2 separate regions of the Homo sapiens genome follow, and region 1 is linked to region 2. Evidence: read pairs that join two places in POLR2A ChIA-PET (ENCODE). Cell type or tissue: GM12878. All regions are shown on one strand. Links, peaks and the distances in the headings refer to the core of each region. The heading gives the core; the rest is flanking DNA. Region 1 overlaps WDPCP (WD repeat containing planar cell polarity effector). Region 2 overlaps WDPCP (WD repeat containing planar cell polarity effector).

What was found. Peaks named below come from ENCODE experiments on the same cell type or tissue, not always from the same donor. Only the 100,000 strongest peaks of a DNase experiment are listed, where the experiment ranks them.
Region 1: POLR2A ChIA-PET joins it to region 2 with 5 read pairs; 1 of 35 experiments calls an interaction of 5 or more read pairs at or near these places.

What each region holds. Positions count from the first base shown.
Region 1 is chr2:63,122,572-63,127,962 of GRCh38, forward strand. The region is part of intron 17 of WDPCP (WD repeat containing planar cell polarity effector); the gene reads right to left. Among named protein-coding and RNA genes, the nearest start is that of OTX1, 74 kb to the left of the region's middle. In GM12878, for the core only: no CTCF peak of the experiment used is centred there; DNase peaks (open chromatin) are centred at 1,820 and 2,480.
Region 2 is chr2:63,254,452-63,259,842 of GRCh38, forward strand. It overlaps WDPCP (WD repeat containing planar cell polarity effector), which reads right to left. Exons shown (of 18, transcript NM_015910.7): 14 at 4,856-4,958. Among named protein-coding and RNA genes, the nearest start is that of OTX1, 210 kb to the left of the region's middle. In GM12878, for the core only: no CTCF peak of the experiment used is centred there; a DNase peak (open chromatin) is centred at 3,220.

The DNA.
Region 1 (5,391 bases), core at 231-5,230, 130 kb before region 2:
CATTTGTTATTCTTTCTTTTGCACCTTCTGCCCATCCCTGTCAGTTACAGAAAAACAGAAGATCTTATGGGCTTCTGAAGTTGGATGATGTGTGAAGATAAGACTAAAGATGAGTGATATTATGTGAAAAATAATACAGTGGGGACAGTTTTTAAAATTTGAAGATAACCTACTTAGAGTTGAAATGGTAAAAGTAAAAGGTAAAGAGAGTAGGGATAACAGCACTTACACTATCATGTCATAATTGGAGACATTTTACTTAAAGTATAGGTGAAAGTAATTTTAAAAAATAAATTTAAAGTTATTCTGTAAGTTATATCTTAAAAGTTATTTTTACTAAGAAAAGCCTTTCAGAAAGTCTGCATTTATACTATTTTAAGTAGTCACATATCAAAGGAAACAGATATGCGGCTAAAAAATAAGGGCAACACATGTATGTAGGTATGTGCCTGTAGACCTTGATGTACACAAAATTGAAAAAAAAAAAAAAACCTGGAAAAACAGGTAGCAAGAAGAATGCGTAATTTAATAGTGCCTGAGGCTTGAGTGTGTGCTGGCAAGTTCCAGGCTTTTAGGTAGCTTTCAATTTAAAAAGAAAACTAAGCACTGTCATTTTTTAAAACATAAGCTTCAACTCTTGGCTTATAAACTACCATACCAAAGTCTAGTTTCTATACCACGAGAATGGTCATTGAGAAAATGAGTTAGGTTTTGGCCTTGTTCATCAACTGGCAGAGATCCTAGGTAAATTATTTTATTTTCTTAATATCTAGATATACTTGTTGCTAGAAGGCTGATGGCATACCTAAGAACTATCGTGTCGTTCAGCCATGTTGCTGTTGTTATGTAGTGTCTTCTATCCATGATTTAATCCTCTCTTACCTTAGGAATTACATTTTAAAAAGTAAGAATCATAGAATTAACTTCTCAAGATCTTCCAGGATTTAAAAAAACAAAACAAAAAATATTCCTTTGGGGGATTTTCTTTAAAATCCATTGCATTTTAAAAAGACTTCAGGGCATTTCCAAGGTTTCCATTGCTATATAACCTTGACTTATACTCTACGTACCTTAGACGGATATTTTGAAGATTTATAAAATAATTTATTTTACATTCAAGTTTTTAAACATTATTTGAAGTAAAACATAATCATTAAATAAAATTTGGAAAACAGGAAACTATGAAAATTTACCCATAGTCCTACTAGTTATACAAAACTAAAGTTAACATGAATTTGCTTCTAGTCTCTTTTTCTCCACGTTTTATTTATTTATTTTAAACACAGCTTGAATTATATTGTGTATATATATATATAATTCTGTATCTTTTCTTTTCTTTTTTTTTTTGGCCTTATAACACTTCAAAACTTTTTAATGTTCCTACATAGTCTGTTTTTAATGGCTGAATTTTATTATTCCATTAAATACTATAGCTTTATTTAACCACTCCTTTTTTGGTTAAATTTATATTGTTTCCAATTTCTTCTTTTTCATAAATAACCCTATGATAGATAGGCATGAAGTTTTTTTTTTTTTTTCTGTTTGTAGGATTATTTCCTTGGTATAGAACTGTAGAAATAGAATTATTGGACCAAAAGCTATGAAATTTTAAGCTTCTGGATAAACACTGTAGAATTGGTAGTTTTGCTTTGTTTGTTTCCTAGTTTGGGAGGAGGTGATTTTGTTCAATAATAGGAAGTTGTGGTTCCAAGGAAGACTGATCTTCATTTTTTTTTTTAATGTGTTGAAATTGTGCTCAGCCTTGACTGAATGAAACTACGTGTTAATTCTTGTAGTAATTTTACAGCAACGAAAGGGTTTTCCCCAGTCCCTCATTGCTTTCTACATGTGGTTAAGTGCATTTTCTGAGCCACACCCTTTTGCTGTTACCTAATATTGGGTGATATCAGGTCACTTTCCTTTAAATGTACACAGACTTTTGTAAGTAAATTCAGCAGACAAGTTAAGCTTTGCTTTGCTATAAACTGGATTTTGACCTGTGGCTCACTTAATGCAGATTTTTAAATTTTAATACAGTAAGTGATCATCTCAGTTTATTATGTTAGGTTTCCTCTGTGTTACTAACAGTCTGTCTTGAAGTTTCTGATTTGGTTTAATAATAATTAAATCCCAGAAGTATAATATTTTAGACATGGAAGAAATCTTAAAACTCCCTAATCTGAAATTGTTTTATTTTATAGATGAACAAGTTGAGGCTCATATGGGTTAAGTGTTTTGTCCAAAGTCAGTTAGTGGCAGAGTTGGGATTATAATTTTGTTCGTATTTCTCTGTAAAGGGTTTTTTTTTTTCCACTATAGTTTTTTAATGTACTAACAATACTTGTTCCACAGGCTGCTTTATGATTAACTTCTCTGATTCCCTATTCCTCTCATTTAAGGCTTTTGCTTATAAGCATGCTAGCTAGTGGTCCACCCTATGTGGCAGGAGACGCTTTTCTGAGTAAGTTGACCAGCTATTCAAGTTTCACTACTGAACATTGTGAAATTGAACTCTGCTTCTTGCATATTTGGTATCATATATAGGTTTCTTTTTCATCAACATGGCAGAGTTTGGTACTTGACATTTTTTGTAGAAAATGCAGTCTCAAACTGACTGTAGTCTAGCACTTGCCAAAGGTTGGCTTGAGGCTTCTGGTACATACGAGAGACAAGTTTTATAGATAAGCTAACTAACTTTCTAACTTCTGTGTTAAGTAAGCCATCAGAAAGGAGTGTACTTAGAACTTGTCATTTCACCTTTCCACAGGAATGCCTTTAGTGAATTATGATTTAAGTATTTTACCTTATAAAGAGGAGTTATAATAAGAAACATCTATGTGACTAGAATGTCTATCCTTTTCAAAACTCTAAGACATGTTTAGTTTGTTTTTCAGTTAAAAATTTAGAGATTGGGTCTTGCTAGGTTCTCCATGCTGGCCTAAAACTCCTGGGCTCAAGCACTTCCCCTACCTCAGCCTCCAAAGGAGCTGGGACTGTAGGGATACACTACCACACCCAGCTTGCTTTTCAGTTTTTTTTGTTTTGTTTTTTAATAAGACGGTGTCTTGCTCTGTTGCCCAGGCTGGAGTGCAGTGGCGTGATCTCGGCTCACTGCAACCTCCGCTTCCCGGGTTCAAGCAGTTCTCCCTGCCTCAGCCTTCTGAGTAGCTGAGACTACAGGCGCACGTCACCACATCTGGCTAATTTTTTTGTATTTTTAGTAGAGATGGGGTTTTCCCGTGTTGGCCGGGCTGGTCTTGAACTCTTGACCTCAGGCAATCTCCCCACCTTGGCCTCCCAAAGTGCTGGGATTACAGGCGTGAGCCACCTCGCCAGGCTGCTTTTCAGTTTTTTTTTACACAAGCTTTTTTTTTTTTTTTTGAGATAAGGTCTCACTCTGTCACCCAGGCTGGAGTGTAGTGGTACAATCAAGGCTCAATGCAGCCTTGACCTCCGAGGCTCAGGTGATTTTCCCACCCTAGCCTCCCAAGTAGCTGGGACTACAGGCATGCACCACCACACCAGGCTATTTTTGTATTTTTTGTAGAGACAGGGTTTCACCATTTTGGCCAGGCTGGTCTTGAACTCCTGGCCTCAAGTGATCCGCCTGCCTTGACCTCCCAAAGTGCTGGGATTACAGGTGTAAGCCAATGCACCTGGGCTGCACAAACATTCTTGAGTGTGAATATAGAATGCTGAAAAAGTGTTTCCATCTAGATAAATTTACTATTTGCATGTGTTAAAAAATTAATAAAAACAATAATCATGAACCATGTTTTAGAACAGAATGGTTTTCCATTACCTAATTTGACAGATTAATCATGTAATATTACTAAATTAAACATAACCATTCTCATTTTACAGATGAAGAAACAGGTATAGAGGTGTGTAGCAGTGAGGAGGTAGTGGAACAAAATTAGACTGAGACAGTTTGCTTATAATACTGCATTCTTTCTGTTATACCATGATGCTTCTCAAAGTAAACCTATTTCACTTTTTTGCCTTTGCCTTCCCAAATTCAGAGCTAAACACAGTTTTAACTTGTATAAAACAGCCCGATATTCAACATCACATAACTGTGCAACTTGTTTTGTGTTTTTTTTTTTTTTTTTTTTTTTGAGATAGGGTTGTGCTCTGTTGCCCAGGCTGGAGAACAGTGGCACAATTATAGCTCACAGCAAAAGTACAGCTCAAACTTTCGGGCTCAGGTGATCTTGCCTCAGCCTCCCAAGTAGCTGGGACTACAGGTGTGCACCACTGTGCCTGGATAATTTTTTTAAACTTTTATTTTTGTAGAGACAAGGTCTTGCTATGTTGCCTAAGCTAGTCTCAAACTACTGGGCTCTAGCGAACTTTTTGCCTTAGCCTCCCAAATCACTAGGATTACAGGCGTAAGTCACCATGCCTGGCCTGCAACTTTTAATTGACTTTTGCTGTGTATATAATTTATTTTAGATATGATATATAAAATACTTTAGTGAAATGCCCCAAATCTTTCAGAAAGTAAATAGATCATAAATGCTGAGATAAAGTATGTTGACATATTTAACTTTTTTTTTTTTTTTTTTTGAGATGGAGTCTCGCTCTGTCACTAGACTGGAGTGCAGTAGCACAATCTTGGCTCACTGCAGTCTCCGCCTCCAAGGTTCAAGCAATTCTCCTGCCTCAGCCTCCCGAGTAGCTGAGACTACAGGCATGAGCCGCCATACCCAGCTAATTTTTTTTGTATTTTTAGTAGAGACGGGGTTTCACCATGTTGGCCAGGATGGTCTTGATCTCCTGACCTCGTGATCTGCCCGCCTCGGCCTCCCAAAGTGCTGGGATTACAAGCGTGAGCCACCGCACCCGGCCTGAAAATATTTTTTAAAAATCAATTTTTAGAGGAAAGAATGAGAATAGTTTATCAATTACTCCATCTCAACCAATACTTGAAGATACTGTATTCCATCAAGTAAATTGATAAACTTATGATAGAAGTAGTAGCAAACACAAAAATTGCTACTTTATCATTTTTAGAGGTTATACACTTATACTTCAAGATGCTCTATTAATGTAATTGTCAACATGTAAATACCGTGTATGTGTATGTGCATATATATATATATATATATATATATATATATACGCACACACACACATATATATATGCACACACTCCCTATTCTATATGTATTACTCCCCTCTTTGGGTGATAGTAAAAACAGGAAGTGCAGCAGGTTGCTATATCTACCATAATTCCACATTAAAAGAATGGGTTTCTGCCATTTCTAAATACAAGATTTCTGTGGCCTGGCATGGTGGCTCACGACTGTAATCCCAGCACTTGGGAGGTCAAGGCGGCTGGATCACTTCAGGTCAGAAGTTCAAGACCAGCCTGGCCAACATGGTGAA
Region 2 (5,391 bases), core at 149-5,148:
GGGAGGACCAAATAAGGTAATGTTTGTCACAGTACTTAACATAGGACACTATATTAATATAAACTTTAAAAATTAAACTTTTAAAGATAATTATATATTAATATGCAGTTCTAAGAAATAATGGAGAAGTCCCATGTCTCTTTTATCCAGTTTCTTCCAATGATAATATTTTACAAAAATTTAATACAATGTTACAACCAAAATATTCACATTAATACAGTCAAGATTAATGTAAAATTTTTAAGTTGTAGGAAGTGTTACATATGCCATATATAAAGAGCTGGATCATAAAGTACTATTACATGTTCAAATGTATCCTTTCTAGATGTTTGACATTTAGGCATTAGGTCAAAATAATCTAGATATCAAAACTAGGCAGAGATATTGAAGCAAAACCATGAGTCTGTAAGTCTGATCCCTCATGAATGTAAATGCCAACATTTAAAAATAGTAAATGAAATGCAGGAATATGTAAAAATACATCATCACAATTAAGAAGTATTTATTCTGGAACGTAAGGTTAGTTTGCCATTTGAAAATCAATGCAATTCACGATATTAATAGAACAAAGGAGAAAGATCATGATAATCTTGATAGGCACAGGAGAAGTATTCGATAAAATTCAATACCTATTCATGATAGAAACTCTTAGCAAACTAGTTACTGAAGGGAACTTTATTAATATGAATAAAAGGTTTATTAAAAACCTGGGGAAAACTTTATGCTAACTGGTGAATTATTGAAAGCTTTCCCTAAGAATCAAGAAATAGAAAATAATGCCGGTCACAACTTCTACTTATCTTTATACTAGAGCTTCTAGTCAGTGCAATAATAAGGAAAGAGAAGTAAAAAGCATAAGAACTAGAAAGGAAGGAATTAAAATGTCCTTATTTGCTGATATGGTTTGGATGTTTGTCCCCTCCAACTCTCATATTGAAATGTAATCCCCCATGTTGGAGGTAGGGCCTCATGGGAGGTGTTTGGGTCATGAAGGCAGATCCCTCTTACATGGCTTGGTGCCCTCCCCATGGTAAGAACTGAGTTCTTGCTCTGTTAGTTCACATGAGAGCTAGTTGTTTACAGGAGCCTGGGTCCTCCTCCTCTCTCTGTTTCTTCCCCTCTTACCATGTGATATGGCATCTCCCCCTTTACCTTCTACCATGATTTGAAGCTTCCTGAGGCCTCACCAGGTACAGATGCCAGCACCATACTTCTCATATAGCCTGAAGAACCTTGAACCAAAATAAACCTTTTTTCTTTATAAATTACTCAGTCTCAGGTATTCCTTTATAGCAATGCAAAGAGACTAACACATTTCCAGACGACATGATGTGGATGCAGAAAATTCAAAAGAATTTACTAACTGTTGGCATTAATAAGCGAATTTATCACTTATTGCTAGATATAAGGTCAATATATACAACAGTCAATTGTATATATACCAGAAATAAAACAGAAAATGAAATTTAAAAATAAGATTACCACATACAAAGGAGAAAAAGAAATACTTAAATCTAAAGGAAGATGTGGAAGACCACTACTATGAAAACTACAAAACATTTTTCATAAGAAATAGAGAAGACCTAAATAAATGGAGGGATAGATCATATTCATGGATTGGAAAACAATATTATAAAGAAATAAATTCAGCCCAAATGTATCTATGAATTAAATGAGATTCTAACCAGAATTTCAGCCCCCACTGTTTTTGTTTCTTTTTTTTCCTTGAGTGAGTCAGGGTATAAGCTGATTTTGAGATTTATATGGAAGGATAGCCAAGTCTATCTTAAAGAACAAAGCTGGGCAATTTTCACTACTAAATAATAACATTGACAGCCAGAGTTGCTTAAAGCAGTGAGATATTTGTGCAAGTATAGACAAACAGAGTAATAAAATAGAACATGATCCAGAAACAGCCTATATATTATACTGTCACATATACAAAATTACAATACCTTTTCCACCGGAATGGCTAAAATAAAAAAGAGAGACAATATCAAGCATCATTGAGGATGGCCAAAACTGGAACTCTTACATACTGCTGGTGAGAAGGGAAATTGTTAACAACTACTTTGGAAAACTGGAAGTAGCTACTAAGGCTGCATATCCTACGTCACAGGAGTTCAACTTCTAAGCACAGTCAAACAGATCTGCCTACCTATGTCCATTAAAAGACATACACAAGAATGTTCATAGCAACACTATTCGCATTAGCCCCAAACTTGAAACAACCCAAATATCCATCTAAAGTAGAATAAATTGAAGTACATTCATGCATTGGAATATTGTTATACAGCAAGAAGAGTGGAAGAATTATAACTATATGCAACATACGAAAGATTCTCAGATTCATAATGTTGAATAAAAGGAGCCAAATACAAAAGAATATAGGTATGAATCCATTTAAGTTTGAAAAAAGGCAAATTAGTCTATAATGTTACAAATCTGGACAGCTGGGCTGAGATTATAGCATCTTGAAGTGGGTATAGGAAGGCTTCTGGGGTCCTGGTAACATATGTTACTTGGTCAGGATACTGTTTACAAGGATGTGTTCACTTTGTGAAATTCATTGAGTCACATGCTTATGTTTTGTGCACTTTTCTGTATGCATGTTAGACTTCAATAAAAAGTTTAAAAAATTACCAAATTGTTCAGATTATCATCATCCAGCTTTTCCTTTGGCGCCTCTTGCTTTTAACTATGGTGGCAGTATTTATGTCTGATGCTTTTTTACAGACTTTCCCATGTAAATGGAACTACTCTTTTGCTATCTCACATAATTTGGCTCCTTGCTTGCATCAAAGAACCACTTTGAAAGCCAAAAATTTAATAACTTTCAGCTTTGGGATAAGTTTAAGAGAATAATTGAATTAAATTGAGGGAATTTGAAAGAAAATTAGCTTTCCCCAGCATGATGTGGGCTGCAAAAAAGAACTAGGTAGAGACCATGATGAGGAAACAAGAAATTCTTTGTTAATTCCATTCGGAATTATGAGTGAGAATCACCCAGTTTTCTGCAGCAAAACTGGAGTAGAACATTCATGTAATAGGGCAACCTCTTGAAAGTTACTGATGTTATTTAATAGTATCTTTGTCAAAACATAGTAATCTAGGTCAAAGGCTGAGGCCTGAGACAAGGCTGAGAAAAGGGAAGTCACAGGGTATCAGTGAAAATATATTTGCTAGAAATGACGCAGGGCTCAAAGTGGGTACACTAAGCTTTCTGGCTAGGAATTATCCGCTGGCCACAGTAACCTCATCAGAGAATACACAGGAAGTGAGATGCATTTTGGTGAATTGGGGAGTTTCTTCATTTTGCTGAAATTTTGTGATAATCTCTTCACATTCTCTTTCACTCTTACTAATTTTAAATAGCTTTAAAATGCAAAGATGGCCCTCATTATATCTGATACCCTGGAATAAAAGGCAGGGTACAGGACAACTAAGGAAAATTCCCAGAAAATTGGTTAGGACTTAACTTCCTGCTTTGTTTTCCTAAATGGCTAGAGGGATAGGGATGGAGGATATTTCCCCATCATATAACGTCATCATTCCTATAAACATGGTATGCTTTCATCATTTAGTTAGAAGTGACTTCTCATAGCAAATATAAATTGTACTTACTTCACAGAGTTGTGGTGAAAATTAGTTATCTGTAACTTAACATTCAATAAATATTAAGTGCTATTATTAGTAGTAGTACACACATTAATATCCCTCCCTAGAAAGTAACAAGATATAGTGATAGGTCAATTACAGTTATTCTTATCCAATACTGCATTAATAGTGAGTATTCCCTATCCATTAGAAACAGAGATATGAAAGTGGTCTAATCAATCTGGAACTCTTTCAGGATGGGGGAAGGAGAATGGGATTATCTTGCTAGTACCTGTCAGCCCTGGTATTCAGGTTTAGAGCTACCCTGCTGGAATGGCTTTGAGTCCTTCAGTACCACCTTGAAGATTAGATCTATGTGGTGGCATCAGAGAGAAGCTGACAATTGGTCCCTTTGGCTGCAAACAGCATTACAAAAACAAAGCACAAGATCTGTCAATGGAAAGGCTTGTATAAGATTTTTCAAGCACTTAAAAGTGGAAATCTTTTTAAAACTTATTTGTTTCAGAGGAGTTCCACAGAAAAATGAATTCTAGTACAATCCTGAGGGTTCTTTGCCTACTTTAGGAATAATAAATACTCAGGAAGAAAAGGAATTGGATTTGTAAGTATCAATATTGCTCAATTTAGCAGCATTAGATAAACTGAGTTTTAAAAAAAGATGTTAGCATTGATATTACAGTAATTTTTATAAACTTTCATTTTTTATGTTATAAAATTTAAATGGACTTTCAAATTCATTCTAAGGCTTCTGATCTGTCTTCTTCAGAATACTATGGTTTAAAATGATTCTAGCAGCTTCTAAACAAAAACAATCACCCATCAAACCCAAAATCTCATATGAAATACTTTGCCTGATATAGGAGAGAATTCTTTTGAGAAATGACATGTCTGTGTATAAATAAAGGATTATATAAATTTCTGTGTTGGTTAATTTTAGTAACAGCACTATGATAATACTAAGCTCTTTCTCCCAAAATCTTATGAAAAGAATATCCTTTTGACTTTTTGCTAAATGATGACTATAGTAATCACTGATTAGAAATTTTCACATAAACACAATTCCAACTTGTGTATCAACATTGTGCTGTTTGTCAAAGCTTAATTCTTCTTTTTATAAGGCACTGTCTTTACAAACAAAGTAATTCAAATTAACCATCCATGTCCTCCAAACATAAATAGAAATGATACTAACTATTGATTAAAATAAAAAGCACTTAAAAATAGCGTTAATTCTTACCAACCCCAGAGGTTATTGATTCTGCATCAATGTCACTAGCTCTTTTTCTTGCCACTTCAGCTAGTGCCAATTCACCTTTATCTAGTGCAAGGTAATGAATATCCTGAGGAAATAAAGCAAAATAAAAGATTGATTCAAAATGAACCTTGCCCAAGTTACAAGGAGGATTTTGAAGGAAACTTATTGTCCAGATTACAAAATAGAAACAGTTTGTAAATATTCTTTTCTGTGTTTTAAGTTTCTTAGTTTTCTAGTATAAGCAAATTTTTCTGAATTGGAGATCACAGCTATAACTAAAGGCAAGTATTTAAATAAATTATTTTAAGCTGTGAGGGAAAATACAAGTTTTTAATAAAGTGTTTGACAAAGTTTTGTCAGGGAATAAAAATGTTAATTGCTATTTTTCTTTGGTAAGACATTAATATCCAAGAGTGTGTCTTCAAATTTTAATTGTATATTATGCTAAGCACGATACAAGGGATACTAAACAGATTTGTTGCTGCATATGGCATATATTTGTTATTATTAATATTACT